Linked DNA regions of Homo sapiens: region 2 is linked to region 1. Evidence: read pairs that join two places in POLR2A ChIA-PET (ENCODE). Cell type or tissue: GM12878. All regions are shown on one strand. Links, peaks and the distances in the headings refer to the core of each region. The heading gives the core; the rest is flanking DNA. Region 1 overlaps LOC105379091 (a long non-coding RNA gene). Region 2 overlaps ELL2 (elongation factor for RNA polymerase II 2).

What was found. Peaks named below come from ENCODE experiments on the same cell type or tissue, not always from the same donor. Only the 100,000 strongest peaks of a DNase experiment are listed, where the experiment ranks them.
Region 2: POLR2A ChIA-PET joins it to region 1 with 14 read pairs; 10 of 35 experiments call an interaction of 5 or more read pairs at or near these places.

Annotation. Positions count from the first base shown.
Region 1 is chr5:95,863,974-95,875,775 of GRCh38, reverse strand. It overlaps LOC105379091 (a long non-coding RNA gene), which reads right to left. Exons shown (of 3, transcript XR_001742813.2): 2 at 1,257-1,353. Among named protein-coding and RNA genes, the nearest start is that of LINC01554, 18 kb to the right of the region's middle. In GM12878, for the core only: no CTCF peak of the experiment used is centred there; DNase peaks (open chromatin) are centred at 5,365, 5,435 and 6,175; H3K4me3 peaks cover 1,025 bases; H3K27ac peaks cover 2,638 bases.
Region 2 is chr5:95,923,735-95,931,734 of GRCh38, reverse strand. The region is part of intron 2 of ELL2 (elongation factor for RNA polymerase II 2); the gene reads left to right. Among named protein-coding and RNA genes, the nearest start is that of ELL2, 34 kb to the left of the region's middle. RefSeq lists a silencer at 3,828-3,877 and enhancers at 6,716-7,010, 7,492-7,631. In GM12878, for the core only: no CTCF peak of the experiment used is centred there; DNase peaks (open chromatin) are centred at 3,604, 5,624, 6,824 and 7,434; H3K4me3 peaks cover 1,809 bases; H3K27ac peaks cover 7,228 bases.

The DNA.
Region 1 (11,802 bases), core at 2,060-10,059:
CTGAGACAGAGTCTCCCTCTCGCCCAGGCTGGAGTGCAGTGGCACAGTATCTCAGCTCACTGCAACCTCCATCTCCCGGGTTCAAGCAAGTCTCCTCCCTCAGCCTCCTGAGTAGCTGGGACTACAGGTGCCCCCCACCAAGCCCAGCTAATTTTTGTATTTTTAGTAGATACGGGGTTTCACCATGTTGGCCAGGCTGGTCTTGAACTCCTGACCTCAAGTGATCCACCCACCTCGGCCTCCCAAAGTGCTGGGATTACAGGTGTGAGCCACCGCACCCAGCCCAGTTCCCTGCCTCTTAAGCCATCTCTTTATCATAGCTAAGGCCCCTGTAAGTAATGGTGATATGAGGAACATCCCTGTTTGATTGTTTGTACCGTTGCTCTCAACAACTCTGTTATCCAGCATCCTTTATAAAATTATATAATAAAGTTTTCTTAGAGTTTATGCTGGGGAAAATGTATATCTCTCTGGGTGAACCAGTGTACCTCCTTAAATTAGATAATGAGAACTTTGGTGCCCACTGTGTTGTCTTGTGTCAGAAACTAAATATTAAGTTTTGTTCCCGATCACAATTGATTAGTTTGCGTATATTTTTACCTCCCCACAACTGTAGTCAGTGATGTCATTTCATCTCTTTTAATAGTTTCATGACTTAGCAATATTTATCATCATCTATTTTTAATCCCGTTTAGAAGATTAGAGATAGATAGCTTTGGTATAATCTTTAAAATGAAAAAATAGGTTGGTACTACTGCAAACCTCTCTCTCTAAAAACTCCTTGCACTATCTGTATACAGAAGAGTTATACAAGTGCAAAGAAAAACTCCAAAACTGCCATTGTTCCAACTGTTACCTCCTGTAAAATCTAAGATAAAAATCTGAAATTTGTAATGGCCATATGTTTTAAAAGATTATATAGTATTTCTGGAAATGTGATTTTCCTATTTTACCTATTTAGTCTCATGAGCATTCTTCATAAATACCTAGTCATCCCAGAAATTCTGGAAGAGTGCACTGAATGTCCTAAACAATACTTTTCAAATGTACATCTATTACTGTCTAAAAAAATCTCCCCCAGAATTTAGCAGCTTAAAACAACAAGCATTTATTATCTCACACAGTTTCTAGGAGCAGCTTAGTTGGATGGTTTGAGTTCAGGATCTCATACAAGGTTGCAACCAAGCTATTGACTGGGATGGCAGTTGTCTCAAGGCTTGACAGGGGCTGGGGAATCCACTTCCAAGCTCACTTACATGGTTGTTGGCATTGGTCGTTTGACTGGAGCCCTCTGTTCCTCACCATGTGCAGCTTTCCACAGGCTGCCTGAGTGTCCTGACACATGGCAGCTGGCTTCTCCCAAAGTGAGCGTTGAAAGAGAGAGAACACAAGTGATCGCACTTAAGATGGAAGCCACCATCTTTTACAATCTAATTTCAGAAGTGCAGATTCTGCTGTTAAGTAACATTTCTCTTCACAGCTTCCCTTTAGCAATACTTCCTTTAGGATAGGACCACAGCCCTAAACTTATGAGTTTTTGTAAAAACTAGCATTGGGATTCTTCTTATTTCTGAGAAGTTTTCTATTTATCAGCTGTTGAGTGTTAGCTGATTTCCAGCTGAATGAGATATAGAGTCTATGATGCTATTAGTCAAGGTTTTGCCTCTGCCAGCCTGTCCCAGGCAGAAGCATCTGATGTAAAAACATAAAGGAGAGAAAAAAATGTGAGAGAAGACAGGACTAATAAATAATCAACTCTTATGATTGTGATGGTTTGCCTCCAGAATCCCCATTCATTCATTAAAACCAATAGTTATGGCACATTTCCCATGTGACACCATTCTAGGTACTGAGGATAACACAGTAAACAAAACAAAGTCCTGCCCTCAAGGGGCTAACAGTTTGTGAATGTCAGAGCCAAGTATTCCCAGGAGAAGAATACAGAGAAAGCAAACATTTTCTTTAACAAACACTTATATAGTTCTCGCTGTACGTCTGGCACTGCTGCAAGCACTTTGAAAATAATTAAGTCAGCTACTCCTCATAATAACCTACAAATGTTATCCCCATTGTATGGCTGGGCCACAGAAAGGTTGAGTACTTTCTTAGGGCCACACAGCTATTAATAGCTAGTAAGTCACAGAGCTGGACTTTGAACCCAGGCAGTCTGGCCACAGAGTCCATGTTCTTCACCACCCTAGGCTAAAAGTGTTGTTCTCTGATTTTTGAGTAATCACTGGTGCCAGTTGTAAATTAATCCACAAATAGTAAATTTTGATCACTAAGTACTGCTGTGGAAATTGACCAGTGACCTAAGGTTATAAGTTCCTTTTTTCAGAAATCAGCCGTGCGTGGTGGCTAGCCGGGCACGGTGGCTCATGCCTATAATCCCAGCACTTTGGGAGGCCAAGAAGGGCAGATCACTTGAAGTCAGGAGTTTGAGATCAGCCTGGCCAACATGGCAAAACCCCATCTCTATTAAAAATACAAAAATAAGCTGGATGTGGTGGTGCGTGCCCATAATCCCAGATATTCAGGAGGCTGAGGCATGAAAATCGCTTGAACCTGGGAGGTGGAGGTTGCAGTGAACTGAGATCACACCACTGCACTCTAGCCTGGCGACAGAGCAAGACTGTCCAAAAAAAAAGGAAAGGAAGGGGAAGGGGAAAGGGAGGAAAGGAAAGGGAAGGAAAGGAAAGGAGAAAGAAAGAAGAAAGGAAGAAGGAAGGAGAAAAGAAAAGTTTCATGTAGCCTGTGTCTTTTCACTGCATGGGAAATCAGTGTCCCCAGAAGAGCATTCCAAACGGTCCTGAGACAACCAACAGGAGAGGAGAATCCAAAGCTCTGTCAGGCATCAAGTCCAAATGATGAGGTAGAGATGGAAACCAGAAACCAAGCAATGACATTGGAGGCCCATCTGGTCTGGAGCATGACAGGATGAAGCAGGATGAACAGGTCAAGGCAAGAGGTTCAGGCTGGAGGCTGTGGACAGCAGGTCCTGGATGGTACCCAAGAAGTGCTGCCAGGATGGGAATAGAATCTAAAGGACACTCGTGAGCAAATCGGTTTCATCAGATTATCATCCTAACTCACTGACCATGACTGTTATGATGATCCAGTAACAAACAAAAATGTGTCCTCTTTTTCTCAGTCTGTTGTAAAAAGTCATTTCTGCTCTGGTTTTTTTCTTTTCTTTCTTTTTTGTTTAGAGACAAGGTCTTGCTGTGTCACCCAGGCTGGAGTGTAGTGGCATGATAATAGCTAACTGCAGCTTCAAACTCCTAGGCTCAGGGGATCCTCCCAAGTAGCTAGGACTGCAGGCATGCCATTTTGCTTCACTTAGTTCATTCAAAAAACACTTATTGGGAAGAGAATAGATGTAAAATGGTAGTAAGATGCTGCTTAATATATAAAAATGAATAAGACTTGAGACCTACTTTCAAGAAACATATGGTATAACTAACATGGGTAAGAAGAGAAATCTATAACTATAATAAGATGCATTAAATGAGGTCAGTGAACGATCACCGTTATTATGAGAGTGATGATGATGGTGAAAGGAGCTATAAAGAGTGAAATGAGTGTAATCACATTCAGATGAAGGGATGGTAAAATCAAAAGGAAAAAGAAGAAATCATGGGCAACATTTATCCTAAGTAATGAGGTAGGGTGGTGTAATGGCAAGACATGGGCTCACCTCTCAGATCGTACAATTTCCATGTGCCTCAGTGTAACCACTGAGTTCTTTGAACTTTAGAGTTTTTTTCTTTTTCTTTGGAAAATTAGCGAATACTACTAACCTACTGTAAGGATCAAGTGGAATAATGCATGTCAAGATCCCTGCACAATGCCTGGCTCATAGTAGCTGTTTTGTAAATGTTTATTTTCCTTCCAAATTAAGTCTACTTGCGTAACATGCTTCATTCCTTAATTGCCATTATCTGTTGTATTAACTATCTAACATATATAAAGACTTTTTAAAAAATATTCTGACTGGGAGCGGTGGCTCACACTTGTAATTCCAGCACTTTGGGAGGCCGAGGCAGGCAGATCACTTGAGGTCAGGAGTTCACGACCAGCCTGGGCAACGCAGTAAAACCCCATCTCTACTAAAGATACAAACATTAGCTAGGTGTGTTGGCTCAAGCCTGTAATCCCAGCTACTCAAGAGGCTGAGACATGAGAATCGCTTGAACCCGGGAGGTGGAGTGCGGTGAGCTGAGATCGCGCCAGTGTGCTCCAGCCTGAGTGATAGCATGAGACTCTGTGTCAAAAAAAAAAAAAAAAGTTCTTACCTCTTGTTAAGTATATCTGTTATGTAATTGATTGTATAACTTTTAGCTGTATCATTGCTCTTGTTCTATTAACCTTATGTCTAAAAAGCAAATGATGTACACTGTACTTTCCTGGCCAAAAAAAACCCCACAAAAAACAAATAAGAGAACCATTGTGAAAGTGGTTTTCAAACTATCAAGTGTAGGAAATGGTATTATCATAATGTGTACCTTATCTTATGTTCCCTCATTTAGAAAGAAATCCCTGCCCTCTACCCTTTGAGTGGGAGACACCTTTAGCAGATTTGAACTGGGTTTTTACCCTGGCATGTCTTTAGGCAAGTTTTGTAGTGACTGCAGGCTATTTCTTTGGAATATTTAGGGTCTGCTTGAGGCTGGCTTGGAACTTGGCCAGTGCTTTCCATAGAGGTGCAACACTGTACATGTAAAAAGAAAATAGATCAGAATCTCCTGTAGCTGTGCTGTCTCGTTCCTCAGCTAAAGGTCATTCTTAATCCTTCTATAGCTCCCAGAATGCTGTATGCAGTGGTTTTTTAAATGCGCCAGGGAGGAAATGGCATCTATAAAGCAAAGCAGGAAACAACCTCTTCACAGGAGCAAGAGACCACAAATGTTCCAGAATTCCATTTAAAACACTGCAAAGATGAGTTCTAGGGAAACTTATGGTCATGTTTTTCCCATAGTTAAATTTTGGAACTATATTCCTGGGTAGGATTATGGCTGGGACTTTAACCATCAGCCTTCTGTAAAAGGGAATGAAGAAAGAGGCAAGTCCATGAACCAGTGTCACCACGGACGCAGAGGATGGTATTAACCATGGCTGGGGAGTTCCCACTAAACCCAGGGACCACCAAGCTGAGATCAATGTGAGACTAACTGCTTCTCAGAAACATAGAAATCAAAAGCAACACTGAGAATGTCACACTCAGACTGTTGTGAAGCACATGGCATTGAACACTGAGAATCCGTGGGCCTGACCTGCAGAGCTGACTCCTTTCCTTAGCAGCCCCATTTCTCAGGAGGAGCAGCAAACCCCCACCTCCAGTAGAAGCCAACCAAGTCCATTTCCCATAGCCACTGGCAGCCCCTTAATCACTGAGTATTTTCCACAGGCTGGACTACATAGAACTTACCCATTCAGAGAAGGGGTTATTTCAAAACTAAAAGTAAATTTGTTCTCTGAATATGATCTCATTTCCACATTTCCTAAGCTTACCAGCAGCTTGAGTTTCCTTTTTTCTATTCATAGCAGTTCCTTCATCTACTTTTGACTCAACCCTTATCAAAGCAGGTATAGTTCCCTCAGACATTTGTCTGGAAAAACCATGTAAGTGACTCAACAACAAACAACTAAGGAAGCATGAGCACTGCTGTATCATCTTTTTGGTTTAGTATCCTTTATTTTCTAGAAGTGATGCTTTTGTATCTAGCTTCTTTGTATGTATTAGCTAATAGAACAAAAACAGAAAAATATTTACATATATATATTTTACACAAATATATATGTATATATATAAAATGTGTTGGCCAACACCCTTATAATTTACTGCATAAGTTGTACACATTAAAAGAAAAAAAAGATAGCAATGTCTCCTTTAAAAGTTATGCCAAAATTAAAACCCATGCCACTTGAAAAGGTTAAAGCATACTATTTCTAACACCTATTAAACTTCTTTGCTTTCTTAAAACATTCTGTACAGATACTGCCTAACTGTGGAAATCAGTACATCCTTTTCCTCTTTTTAGCCCCTAAAATAAAACTAGCTCCCTCAAGCCAAAAAAAAAAAAGAGGTAGGTTTTGTTTTGATTTCTTCTTATGTGGTATCTCAGCTCATGCTGAGGAAGTGGCTGCAAACGTGTTCACTGTGCCCACACTGTGGTTCCCCAGGCTTGGGGCTGGGGGATGAAGTTTTGTGAAACTTGGTTTAGCCTGGGCTTATTTTGGTGCCTGAGCCCAAATATTTCTTGCCTCTTTCTGCTCCTACTCTCATGCCACTTTTCATTCTTTATTTCTTTTCTTTCTTTTTTTTTTTTTTTCTTTTTTTGGAGACAGAGTTTTGCTCTGTCACCCAGGCTGGAGTGCAGTGGCATGATGTCGGATCACTGCAACCTCCACTTCCTGAGTTCAAGCGATCCTCCTGCCTACAGGTGCATGCCACCATGCCTGGCTAATTTTTTTGTATTTTTAGTAGAGCTGGGGTTTCACCATGTTGGCCAGGCTGGTCTCAAACACCTGACCTCAGGTGATCCTCCCACCTCAGCCTCCCAAGTAGCTGGAATTACAGGTGTGTGCCACCATGCCCAGTTTTGTTTTGTTTTGTTTTGTTTTTTTGAGGGAGCAGGTCTCGCTATGTTGCCAAGGCTGGTCTTGAACTCCTGGCCTCAGCCTCCCAAAGTGTTGGGATTGCAGGCGTGAGCCACCATGCCCAGCCTCACACCACATCTTGATGTGGGCCTTAGCTTATTTTTATGTAGCTGTTAGCCCACTTTTGTACTTGCCTTCTCAGCTTCCCTCAAGGGGCCTAGAAGGCATCAAAGTCAAGACAACTCTAAAAGTTTATTTTGACAAATAGTCTAAAGCCATGACTATCTGTTGTAGAAATATCTGGTCACTTTAGCAAAAACACAAAGCAAATATACATTGGCTGTAGATCTCACATGAATTTTATCATTTCTTGCCATTAAGCTTATGCTATAGAAGCCTGCCAGTTGGGGACAAGCTGTGAAATTTGGGTTTTATAAGCAGATATACCAGGAAGGTACAGGTGATACTGTTCTTTTTAGTTCTTGTGATTGTCCTTTGGGCCAGTAGCAAAGAAGCCATCCTGGCAGAGGAGCTGACTTTGAGGTCTGCAGACACCCAAGGGGCTCTTGGATAGAATTCCAAGGTTCTATAAACTTGGATGGGGAAAGACCCACTTATTTGTTTTCACTAACCTGTAACTAAAATTTAGCAATTTTTTCAATTAAGAAGGCAGGTAACTGTCTTAGTCCATTTGTGTTGCTATAAAAAAAAATCTAAGTCTGGGTAATTCATAAGGAAAAGAGGTTTAATTGACTCATGGTTCTGTGGGCTGTATAAGAAGCATGGTGCCAACATCTGCTCCTTGTGAGGGCCTCAGGTTGCTTTCACTGAAGGCAAAAGGCAGTGGGGAACCAACAGGTGCAGAGATCACATGGCAAGAGAAGCAGCAAGAAGGAAGAAAGAGGGAGGTGAGAGGCTCTACTTTTTTTTGAGACTGAGTCTCTGTTTCCCAGGCTGGAGTTCAGTGGCGCGATCTCGGCTCACTGCAATCTCCGCCTCCTGAATTCAAGCAATTGTCCTGCCTCAGCCTCCCAAGTAGCTGGGATTACAGGTTCCCGCCACCACACCTGGCTAATTTTTTTGTATTTTTAGTAGAGACGGGGTTTCACCATGTTGACCAGGCTGGTCTCAAACTCCTGACTTCAAATGATCCACCTGCTTCGGTCTCCCAAAGTGCTGGGATTACAGGCATGAGCCACCACGCCTGGCCAGAGAGGCTCTTTTCAACAACCAGTTCTCTTGAGAACTAAGAATGAGAACTCACTTCTGCAAGAATGGCACCAAGCCATTCATGAGGGATCCACCCCCATGACCCATATACCCCCAAGCAGACCCCAGTCCCAACAGTGGGGGTCACATTTCAAAATGAGATTGAGTGGAGCCAAACAAACGATATCCAAACCGTAGCAGTAACAAACAACAATCAACACCTGTGACTCAGTCACCAACAGTTGTTGCTAATGCTTTGAAACATCATTTAAGTTCATCACCATTTTGAAGATACAATACTTATTTAAATCCATCAGTAGATCTTATTTAATGTATTAATAAAGAAGCATCTAACTATATCACATATTTTTAAAAAGTATTTGATAACTATTCTTCAGTATAATTGGTTTCTTTGGTATCCTATGTATTTAGTTTTATGCTTTTAAAAACAGCATTGTGAGAAAGAGTCAAGGGTTCTACAAGACTTCTAAAAGACACCATGTTTCTAAATCAAAGATTGGCACTCCCGGCAGTAGGTTTCTTGAATTGTCAGTTATAGATACATCAATCACAACAGAAACATGGTGGATGATAATGGCCAATGCTTAAGAAATTTAATTTAGGCATGGGCTTCTAATACGGGTTCAACCCTCCTGGGCTAAGACGCTTCAGTGAAAGGGTGGAGATAAAGAGAACCTACTGTCAGCAAGCTTTCAGAACTGCAAGGCAAACCATTGCATAACCACAGGCTTGATTCACTAGTTGGCCACCTTTATTCAGCTTGTTGAGATTACAATATTCTTGACTTCAAGGATGATTACAGGTTACTAGGCCTTCAGGTTCAAAATTGCCCTCTGCAGCTTTTGTGAACTCCCCTGACTCCCTATGTATTGCCCATTGAGTTCCCTGATTCCTTGTCCTAGAAGTTCTAACATAACTTTGACTTAGGGTTTCATTTAGAACTTTACAAGAAATAAGGTTGTCACCAACAGAAATTGACTCTGTAATGTCAGGTCCTACTGGACTTGAGATTATTTTTCCCTCAGTTTCAGCTGATTCATATTCTCAATGGCTCACTCAGTTATGACTCAATAATGATGATATCATTTTAAATTATAAAATTTGAAGAGAACCATGGACAGAAATAGAAGGGGAAAACATGTAAAATGAATAAGAATAAAAAGAAAACATGTCAAATGAATAACAGTGTTCCTTTGTCTTGGTATAAAATGGAAACTTTTCTAATAATAACACATAATTTACATGAGTGCTTTTATAGTCATTATTTGGTTTGATGTCCATAGCAACTCTGTGAGGTAAGCAGTTGCAGAAGCTGAATCTCAGAGAACCTAAAGGACCAGCTGGAGGCCTCAGACGAGAAAGCAAGTCCTGACCCAGGCCAGGGATTCTTCTGCTCTCTGGGCCTGGTCTTCTTCTCACAACACAACATCTGAGGAACCCAGAGCCCTTTGGTGAAACTAAATAAAATGACATAAACAAAAACAAAGAACTGTGTGCTGACTGAAAAGTGAATGAGATTGAGTAGCAAAATACTAAATATAGGCTGGGCATGGTGGCTCACACCTGTAATCCCAGCACTTCGGGAGCCTGACGCGGGTGGATCACCTGAAGTCAGGAGTTCAAGACCAGCCTGGCCAACATAGTGAAATCCCATCTCTACTAAAAATACAAAAAATTAGCCAGACATGGTGGTGCACACCTGTAATCCCGGGTACGTGGGAGGGTGAGGCAGGAGAATCGCTTGAACCCGGGAGGCAGAGGTTGCAGTGAGCCGAGATAGCACCATTGCACTCCAGCCTGGGCAACAAGAGTGAAACTCCGTCTCAAAACAACAACAACAAAAACTAAATATAGGCACAATGCCCAAGTTTTCTGGGAAAGCTCTTAATGTTCATAACACTCACAGAAGAGAGAAGAGGACAGAGAAGGATCATTGGCCATTCTAAGGAAAAGAAAGAGATGATCATGTACATGAAAGGTAGGATCCAGCAAAAGAACCTGGAGATCAGAAACAACAGAGAATCTACCTTAAGTTCTATCTCAATTTTTAACAAGTTTACTGCTGATCTACTCATACGTTTGCTTTGTTTTGATATATATACACACACATAAATATATAAATAATATCTGCATGTATATTTGATGCATTTTTCATGCTGCCACTACATAGTATGATCTATGATGCAAATAATAATGGCTTGGGTTTTTAAATATAATTTCTATATAGTTTGTTGAATCACATACAACAAAAAATATCTAACATGTTTGGTTCTATTCACAAATAAGTAAATAACTCCAGGTCTTGGTTGTTTTTTATTGCAATTGGGACAGATTTTTGTTTTGTTTTTTAATTATCTCTTTCCCATCTACAGGGAAAACTTCGTGCTCATAAAAAGAAAAGGAGGCTGGAGGGCCCTGGCTGGTCGCTAAGCATTGTACATGCAGCCAGTTGCTACACAGGTTTCCTGATCCTGATTTGAATCTCAGGGGCCAGAGCTGTGTGTGTTCCACAAAAGGCCCTTTGAAACTCCCTTCCCTTCCTGGTTTGACAAAGCCCTAGACGAATGACCTTTGAGGGACGGACGCATTGGTTTGGCTTGGCCTCTGATCTCTCATGAAGGACTGTGAGCCACACTTGTCTGCCTGGGATCTGCTGCCTACTTCCTCCATTTTATTTAGCTCTTTGGTTATTTTCCTAATGAGCTGTCTGTTTGTCTCCAGCCTTCCAGCCAGAAGATGAATGTTTGCAAATCATAAACTAAGTATGTAGCACTTCGGACCTAAAAGGAGTGGTTCCATACGTTGTGAAATCCACCTACTCTGGAGCACTTGCCGGGGCTGTCCCTTTATAGTTTGGCCCTTGGCTGGGCAGTCATGCTACCCTCCAGTGAGAGCTGTCCCCAGCCTTGCATTTACATTCTCCCAAATGCCCACCTCCATAGCTGCCCTTCTTCATCTACCCCACCTTGCCAGATGTGCTTAGGAAGCTAACAGGCAGACCACGTACATACTTAGGGCAGCAGCAATTCACAGAAGAAAAGGAAAAATTAAACATATTTTAATCAACCAGGTGGTTACCATGGGAGAAATTTTTATATTTATGTTGTGGCTTTGAATAGCTTTCATTTTGAAGATGGGGTAGCAGAAAACGAATCTTAATATCTTTGATTCATGGAGACTTTAAAGGTCTTTATCAGGTACTGCTTTCTAGAGTTCTACAGACTGATTTTTGCTCCTCCCTGCTTCCCAGTGAATCTTGTACCCCAAGTTGATGTGACTCAGGAGTTAAATCCTGCTGGAAATCTGGAACTTGTCAAGCCTTGATCTGCCTTAACATGAACTATTTAGCTCCTATTGTTCCACCCTTGCATGACCCCAATTAAGGCAATAATAGAACCCAGTACTTTCAGAGTCTTTAAAGCCAAATGATAAAGCTTTATTCCTTAGTTTTGTGGTAGTTTGGAATCTTCATTTTCATGGAGTTGATGAACACTAAGTATTTACTCTCTTCACATATGCAAAAAAAAATTGTATGACCCCAATCTCTCCTGTCTTCTAAAAGACTTAAGTGCGTATTTTCACTAGATCCTACATAGACCCACTATATAAAATGGGCATTGATATTTTTATTTTTAAGACCTAGTAGGTGCTATGTAACCAAATTCTCCTAAATTGTAAGATGGAGTTGACACACCAAGGCAGAAGCACCTGTGGACATTACGCCCATAGGAGTCAACTTGGGTGGGTACATGGTTGCTGCGCTGGTTGGACCATTTCTGCTCTAAGTCACACCAGATGAGGTTGAGAAGGTTAGGAGTTGACTTAGCAGCTGTTAGTTACTACCAAATGCTGTGTGAGCACTAGATCTCAAAAAACTTTGAAATATATATGTGTGTATATATACATGTATGTATATAGTTGTGTGTATATGTATATGTATATATACAGTGTATATATACATATTTGCACACA
Region 2 (8,000 bases), core at 1-8,000, 58 kb before region 1:
ATTTTTCAGCCTTCCATGGACACCTGTTTTAGCTGATTCATTCTCATACCTTATCTTTCTGTATTTTGAGTTTGAGACAGTTGGAAATATTGCTAGTTGTTTTCATTATTTGTTTATTTTTCCAGATACCTTATTTGGTTTCCATTTACACTAACACTTAAGCTTTGACCCAGAAGACTTGTAGCCCCTTATTTTTCTCTAAATTATGAAGATTCAGAATGAGTATAGTTAACTTTTGATTATCCGAAGAGCTTGTTACCAGAAATTACTTCAAAAATAAAACATCTCATTATAGTAAGGAAGGCATGTGTGTGTTAGAATCAAACAGGTCAGAATTGGAGTGGGAGCTCCCCAATATTGTCTTTGTATTATCAAAGCAAACATTTTTTGGCACTTACTGTGTACCGGGCCTTGTGCCAAACACCTTAGATGGGTTATCTCTGAACTTCACATCAGTCATATGAGGTGGGTAATATCATTATCTACATTTTACAAGTATGGAAACTGGGGATTACTGAGGTTATTTGCCCAAGGTAACACAGATGGTAGATTCTGGAGCCAGAGTTGGAAACTGGGTAGTTTGCTCCAGACCCAATGATCTAGCATCCTAGATGTGGTCCATTAGGGCTCTCTCTTTTCATCCGTTTGTAAAAGAGAAGTTTTCACTTTCTTCTCAAACCATTGAGAAACAACTTGGAACTGGAAGTGCAAAGGGAGAATTCTAAAGAAAGCGTTTTAAAAAGGAGAAAGAACAAGAAAGCAGGACACCATTTCCTACCTTTGGTATTCTCCAAATAGTTGGCACCAATTCTCATAAAAAAAAAATGGCACAAAATGGTGCATATTTTTACACACACACTTTTGTAATGTTCATTTAAGATTTGACTACAATTTAATTAATTAAAATGATATACCCCAAATATTGTATGTCTTATTGCTGTTTCTCCTTGTTTAGCATAGACTGTGGTCTTGTGCCTTTGGTCCCCAGGGAGGACTTACCACAGTGGCTGCCTCAGCAATTCCAGTCTCTCATCATTCCTTCCTTAACTAGAGCATTTCTGAGTCTGTTTGTAATACATAAAATAAGTTCCCCGTAAGACTTACTTTGAAAAAAGCATTCGGTAACTTTACCCAAGAAAAGGCTCAAAAACAATTGATATTGAAAGCAGAGAATTAAGAGTTAAATATACTTCTAAATCTATATGGAAATATTCTGCAGACTTAACTATTGTTTGTCTTATTGGACTTACAAGTTTTCTTGGTGACATTGATTAGGTTGGGGTGAAACCATGTATTTTACAAAATCTGGGGCTTGGGCTTTTTGAGACTTCTGTTAACCTTGAGGACTTGCAGGTGTCAAATACCAGTCTCTCCCTAGATTTACACAACTGCTGCTGACTGCAGTCATGAATTCTAAGCCCACTTACATTTGCCAGCAGTTCTTCCTGGCATAATGCAAAAGAACGTTGCTCAAGGCTCCAGGGTACAAGGAGAGGAGATTGGCAATGAATTGGAAGTTGCGATTCATATTTAAGATTTTTTTTCCTTGTAGAATTCAGGTTTGGGCTTTGTTTCTGAGAAACCATTTTTTAAAACAAAATTCTGCTTCCTATTTGACAAGAAGAATTACTAAACTTAGAATTATTTAGTATGGTTACATTCTAAATTCTTTAAAAATACAAAATGGTTTTAAAGAGGTTGGGTCATACTTTCAAATGGAATTTCGTGAAGCCAGAGTATTCGGCGAGTGTTTTAATAAAGACGAAGATACTTTTTAGAAAGAAAAATGTATAATATGAACTTAAGTCCCACAAACCCAGGAAGCCACTTGGCCTAGGCTTTGGGGCTAAACATAGCATAAGAGAGGTTAGAAACTTTCTCACCCTGACATTTGTACCACACAGCAGGCAGCTGTGTGGGGGTTTTTTTGTTTTTTGTTGTTTTTTTTTTTTTACCCTTCCTTTCATCTTGTAATTTATTTTTGCCTTCTCTGGGGAACCCTGGTTCTCAACAGATTCTTAAGTCATCTATTTCAAATCCATTTATAATTTTTTAGTATCCCTGACATAAGGCACCTTCTGAGTGAATTTAATCTAAGTTTCTTCAGATAAATCTAACAAATATTTATTAGGTATCTACTCCACTGTGTTTCAAATATATATAAAAGTGGGTAAGACCGGCTGGGCGCAGTGGCTCACACCTGTAATCCCAGCACTTTGGAAGGCCAAGGCGGGCAGATCACGAGGTCAGGAGTTTGAGACAAGCCTGACCAACATGGTGAAACCATGTCTCTACTAAAAATACAAAAATTAGCCGGATGTGGTGGTGCACACCTGTAATCCCAGCTACTCGGGAGGCTGAGGCAGGAGAATCGCTTGAACCCAGGCGGCAGAGGTTGCAGTGAGCCAAGATCGAGCCGCTGCACTCCAGCCTGGGCGACAGAGCGAGACTCTGTCTCAAAAAAAAAAAAAAATGAGGAAGACCATGGTCCTTGCCTCCAAAGAACTCACAGTCTGGTGGGAGAGAAAGGCAAATAAATGAGTACTTAGCATATACAATGTAGTGAAGGCAGCAATAGCGATGAGCGCCTAGAGGTGAGGGGACCATGGAGACTCAGAAAGCGGGCTTCTAAACGCACCTCACTGAGAAAGCAAAGGCTCCTGAGGGAAGGACTCCTAAGCTGAACTCACATTAAGTTAGCATGAGCTAAGGCAAGAAGTGGGGACACAGAGTAGCGTGTTCCGGCACCCAGCAAGCACGGTATTGCTGCTGGACATGAAATACAATGTGGAGATGAGGCCCAGTTAAACTGGTTTAGTAGCAAGAGTGCTGACAAGGAAACATATATACTGTTAAGAAGCTTACATCTACTACTCATAAGTAGTAGGAAGTCATGAAGAAATAAATGACCCTTGAGACTGACAGAGTCATATTGACATTTTGTAAGAATAGTTGTTGATAAAAACTGAATGATTATAGGATGGCAGCTGAATGATTAGATGATGGGATTGAGAATGGTTCAAAAGTGGAGGTCGAAAACCAAGTTGTCCAAGCAAAAGGTAATACTGAGCCAAAGCAGAGGAAAGAATATACATTTAAGAAATGTTTCGGAAGGAAAAAGCAGTAAGTCTTACGATTATGTGTTTGTTGAGGGGTGTGGAGTAGTGTGAGAAAGAGGAGTCAAATTTCACTCATCAGGATGCCAGTAATCTCAGCACTAAATGAATGATGGCTTATTAACTGGGCAATGTGGGAGGGTGGAAAGATTTAGGAACGAGATGATAATTTAGTTTATATCAGCTTTGTATATTTAAATTTTGGAAGGGACTGGTTAATAAAACAAAAATGAAATGCAGCTTTATGATAAGTTGCTGAACCCAATGGGAGGTTTTAGTTTTTGCCACCAAAGAAGAACTTGTGGCTTAGCCCAGCCATGACTGCATTTTGAAGAAACTATTTAGATTTTCTCGATGGCTGTCTCACTTCTCTTCCAAAACCACTTTGGCACTTGGTTCAACTTTGCATTCATTTTTAAACAAAGTTTCTGTTCTCTCATGCTCCATAGTCTGTATATCTTTTCCCTGATGCAGTATCTCTAGTACTAATCTGCTATTTCCATCTTTCCCCTGCCAGTAACTGTCATCACCCCTTTTTTCCTGGAAATACCCAACTACCAAACAACACACACTCAGACACCTGTGTTCTTCTAAATACTTTTTAGCCATGAAGCTACAAAAATGAATCATAAGAAAACTCCCTTTGAAGCCCCTTTTTAGCTGACGAAACCAACACTGGTCAGTTGTACAGTATTTAAAAATAAGAAGTACACTTAACCAGTTAATGGATTCATTTACATTAAGGTGCTCATTATCACATTCAAAGTAAAATATACACACATATGTGTGTGTGTATGTCTATATACACACATATGTGTGTGTGTATGTCTATATACACACATATGTGTGTGTGTATGTCTATATACACACATATGTGTGTGTGTATGTCTATATACACACATATGTGTGTGTGTATGTCTATATACACACGTGTGTGTGTATGTCTATATACACACGTGTGTGTGTATGTCTATATACACACGTGTGTGTGTATGTCTATATACACACGTGTGTGTGTATGTCTATATACACACGTGTGTGTGTATGTCTATATACACACGTGTGTGTGTATGTCTATATACACACGTGTGTGTATGTCTATATACACACGTGTGTGTATGTCTATATACACACGTGTGTGTATGTCTATATACACACGTGTGTGTGTATGTCTATATACACACGTGTGTGTGTATGTCTATATACACACGTGTGTGTATGTCTATATATACACACGTGTGTGTGTGTATGTCTATATATACACATACACATACTGAAACAATTCCATTCTTCCAGGCAAAATACCCTGGAGTCATCCTTGATTTCTCCCCTTCATTCCTTATATTTAGTATGTCTAGGAATCCTGCTGCCTGTACCTGCAAAATACATCCCAGATCCATCCATTTCTCCCTGTCCTGGTCCTAGGCATCATTATCTCGTTCCTGGACTTTCATACATATGTGCCACAATGGCAGGAATCTTTGTCAGTTTTATTCACTACTATGTCATAGAAACCTAAACAGTGCCTAGCACAGTAGTACTCAGTTAATATGTGTGGAATAAGTGAATTAAATGAAAGAATCAATTAATCCATGTCATCTTACCAGAAACACTAACATTTAGAAGGCTAATTTCATATTAATAGAGAAGCCATATTAAGAGAGCCAAAAATTACTCAAGGTAGTTTTTTGTAATTTCAGTTATATAGCAACTGAGTGTATTGGGTGTATTTTATTTTTAAAAATTAGTACTTTACTTCCATCGATGTTATTGTGTATTTGTAATTAAAATTGGTTTTGAAATGTTGCCGTCGATGATATTTTCTCCAAAATGGTCATAAATTTAAAAGAATACATTAGGGATGAGAATGCAGTTCTCAGGAATTATTTTTCTAATAAGACTGTATCCTACAGAAATAAGAGAAATAGGAAATCTCAGTATTAGGCTGCTATACTCTTTAATCCAGAACTAGAAATTTTAATACTGGATCCAGGGGAACCATGTGAAAAATAACAGGGAAAGCAATTTCACCTTACTTTTTCCTTGCTTAATATACATCTTGCTAAAGAGGAACAATGGAAGGAAATAAATGGACTTATTTTTCCTGAATTATTTATTAATTATAATTCCTGAATTATTGTTATATGACCTGAATTTTGGGGATAACTGCCAATATTTCTCTTTGTGCTAGAAAAATTTGGCATTTTGCACTACTCTCTTCAGTAAAATAGCTATCATATGGAAATTTCAGACGGCTCTAATATGTGTTGGATCCTCTCTACCCTCTGCCCTTCCCTGTCAGTAGGAATATTTAGCTCTTATTGATTTCTCTAATACTTAACTTTTTCTATTGCCAGTGAAGGCTACCCTCCCCTTCCTACTCCTCCACCCTTCAGCATTGGTTTGCACATCTGGGCTGATGTGAGAGGCTTTTTTTTTTTTCTCCCCTCAACCCATAATGTTTGGGCCTAAAGTCATAACTGCAGGTCTAGTTTAAAAAATAGCACATGTGGCTTTCAGGTTGAGGTTTCTATTTTCTGTTCTGATTCTAGACTATTCTGTCCCTAAACTGTGGAGCCTGAATAGTACATGCAAATATATTTCTCTAGCTTAAAGTATATTTTCTAGATTTTAAGGAAGTCACAGAATCAAGAGTCTAGAAATAATTTGAGAACAACAGAGAATTCTAATGTTTAAATGTTTGCAGTAAGTTTGTATCTAAGCTAATATATAGTCTATATATAGTCAAATAATAGATTTTAGATAAAATTAAGAGATGGACTGGCTTCCTGGGATGCCGGAGGGGAGGTGGGTTCTGAGGCCATACAAATTGGGAAACTATTCAGTATGAAAAGACCCACAGCAAAGAAAGTTATTTTGTTTAACTTGGCATTTCCTAAATTTATTTGAGGAAAGAACCCCTCTTTCACATAAGGAAACTTTTCAGCATGCTTCAGAAATGCTGGTGGAAAGAAAGCAAACACTTCAGTTCTAGGCCTGGCTCAGGCATTAATCCACCTTTTCATTTAACAAATATGCATTGAGTGACTACTTTGTGCCACGCACCACTTGAGGTGCTGACAATATATTCAGGGAACACAACAGACAAAAGCCTCTGTCCTTGCAGAGCTTATATTCTAGTGAAGGGAGAAAGACTATAAACATAATATGTTAGTATTACAAGGTAATGAGTGTTTCAGACAGCCATGGAGCAGGCTCGGATTTGTAGTACAGGGGTTGTCAATCTAAGTATGACTCTAACTTGAACAAATCACTAAGCCTCATTGTCCCTAATCTATAAAAAAGAAATTATAGATGATCTTGGCCCGCTCAGCTATATGAGTCCACTTTAACACCAGGAATTGTCATGTCAAACCATGGTACTGCTGGTTCACTGAGCATTTACAATCACCTTATCAGAAAAGGTGTCTGTCAAACAAGAATTCTGTAAGTTTGAATGATTTGTAATCCCACAGAAGAACAAAACACTTAAATAAATGAAGAAAACCCTTGCTGGTTCTATTTTTAATCTAATGTATACCTCAATCCAATATTGAGTAGAAAGTATTTGACTCAAGGACAGGAAACCTGCAGTAAAGGTACCAACAGCTTTTCAGCAGATGTTAGCATTCACATATGAGAAAGTTGCAGCAGTGTGCACATTGTGCTTCTGCCCTAGATCCTTATGTAAATAGGACGTCCGTGACTTGATGTTGAAATGACCTTTCAGGCAGTATTCTGTTGCCACATGCCTGAGCTTGTATCCCAGAGTAATTAGACGTTTTGACTTACACATCTTGGTATACAGTGTTTATGCTAATTATAAATGTCTGAAAGTTTCCTGAAACTTTTTCTTTGTAGCTTTTTATCAAAGACAGACAGGAGGTTGGGAGGAGGGTTGTGGATTGTGGTCCTAAGCCTTTGATTTTCAGTCTCTCATTTTTGGAATGAAAATTAAAATCTGCTTTTCCAGTTGCCGAGACATGGTGGTATATTTTTATATTCTTCATCTTGAACAAGAAACTGTTTGGAATCACAGCATTTTAATACTTTTTAAATAATATTTTATTCTTAAGGCATTTAGCTAAAAATTCAAGATTGTGAGTCCCTAAATAAAAATTATTCCCAACTGACCTGTAGGAAAAGCTTAAAATACTAAAATTAAAATGGAGAAGTTTCTATCTCACAAAGGAATGGTCTTCCAATATTGTTTCAAAATCAGACCTCAAAACTTATTTCCTGTGGTGGTTACCTCAGTCCTCAAAGCTGACCCTAGGTCTACCAGTAGCAGTCAGTACATTTTCACTTCCTCCTCCTCGTATTTCATGAACCTGAAGGCTAGTTTTTAAGAAAATGCTTTATAACCATTTTGGAAAAAAGAACTGTGTAGATACACAATGGAATAGGCTCCTGCATATCAGAGGGGACTGACGCATATCCACAGGTTCCTCTGAAACTCTGCCTGAATGGCTCTAGATTAGACAAGGTCTCAGACCCACCCTAGCTCTGGCCTTCAACAGTCCCACAGGTTCTGGTCTGCTCTGAAGTTGCCATAGTTTAGTTCTAAAGCTTCCCTCTCACCAACCTGCCCTAATTGTCATATATTACCTGCTCTTTCCAATAAGTCTCCTGCTTTCCTGTCCATTGGCCAAATTGTTACACAGCCTTACCAGCCATAAACATAAGTGCTACCTTATATACCCATTTCATTCTTAAGAGTATACTTGGATATTGATACAATTAACTTTGTGTCTAATTAATACATCTTCAAGAAATTAGATGCACTAAGTCTACAAACCCTTTTGAAATTTTAAGGATGTAAAATTTGCCTGAAAACATCTTGCTCTTGAAAAGCTTCAGATTAGCTCAGACCATACCATCTGC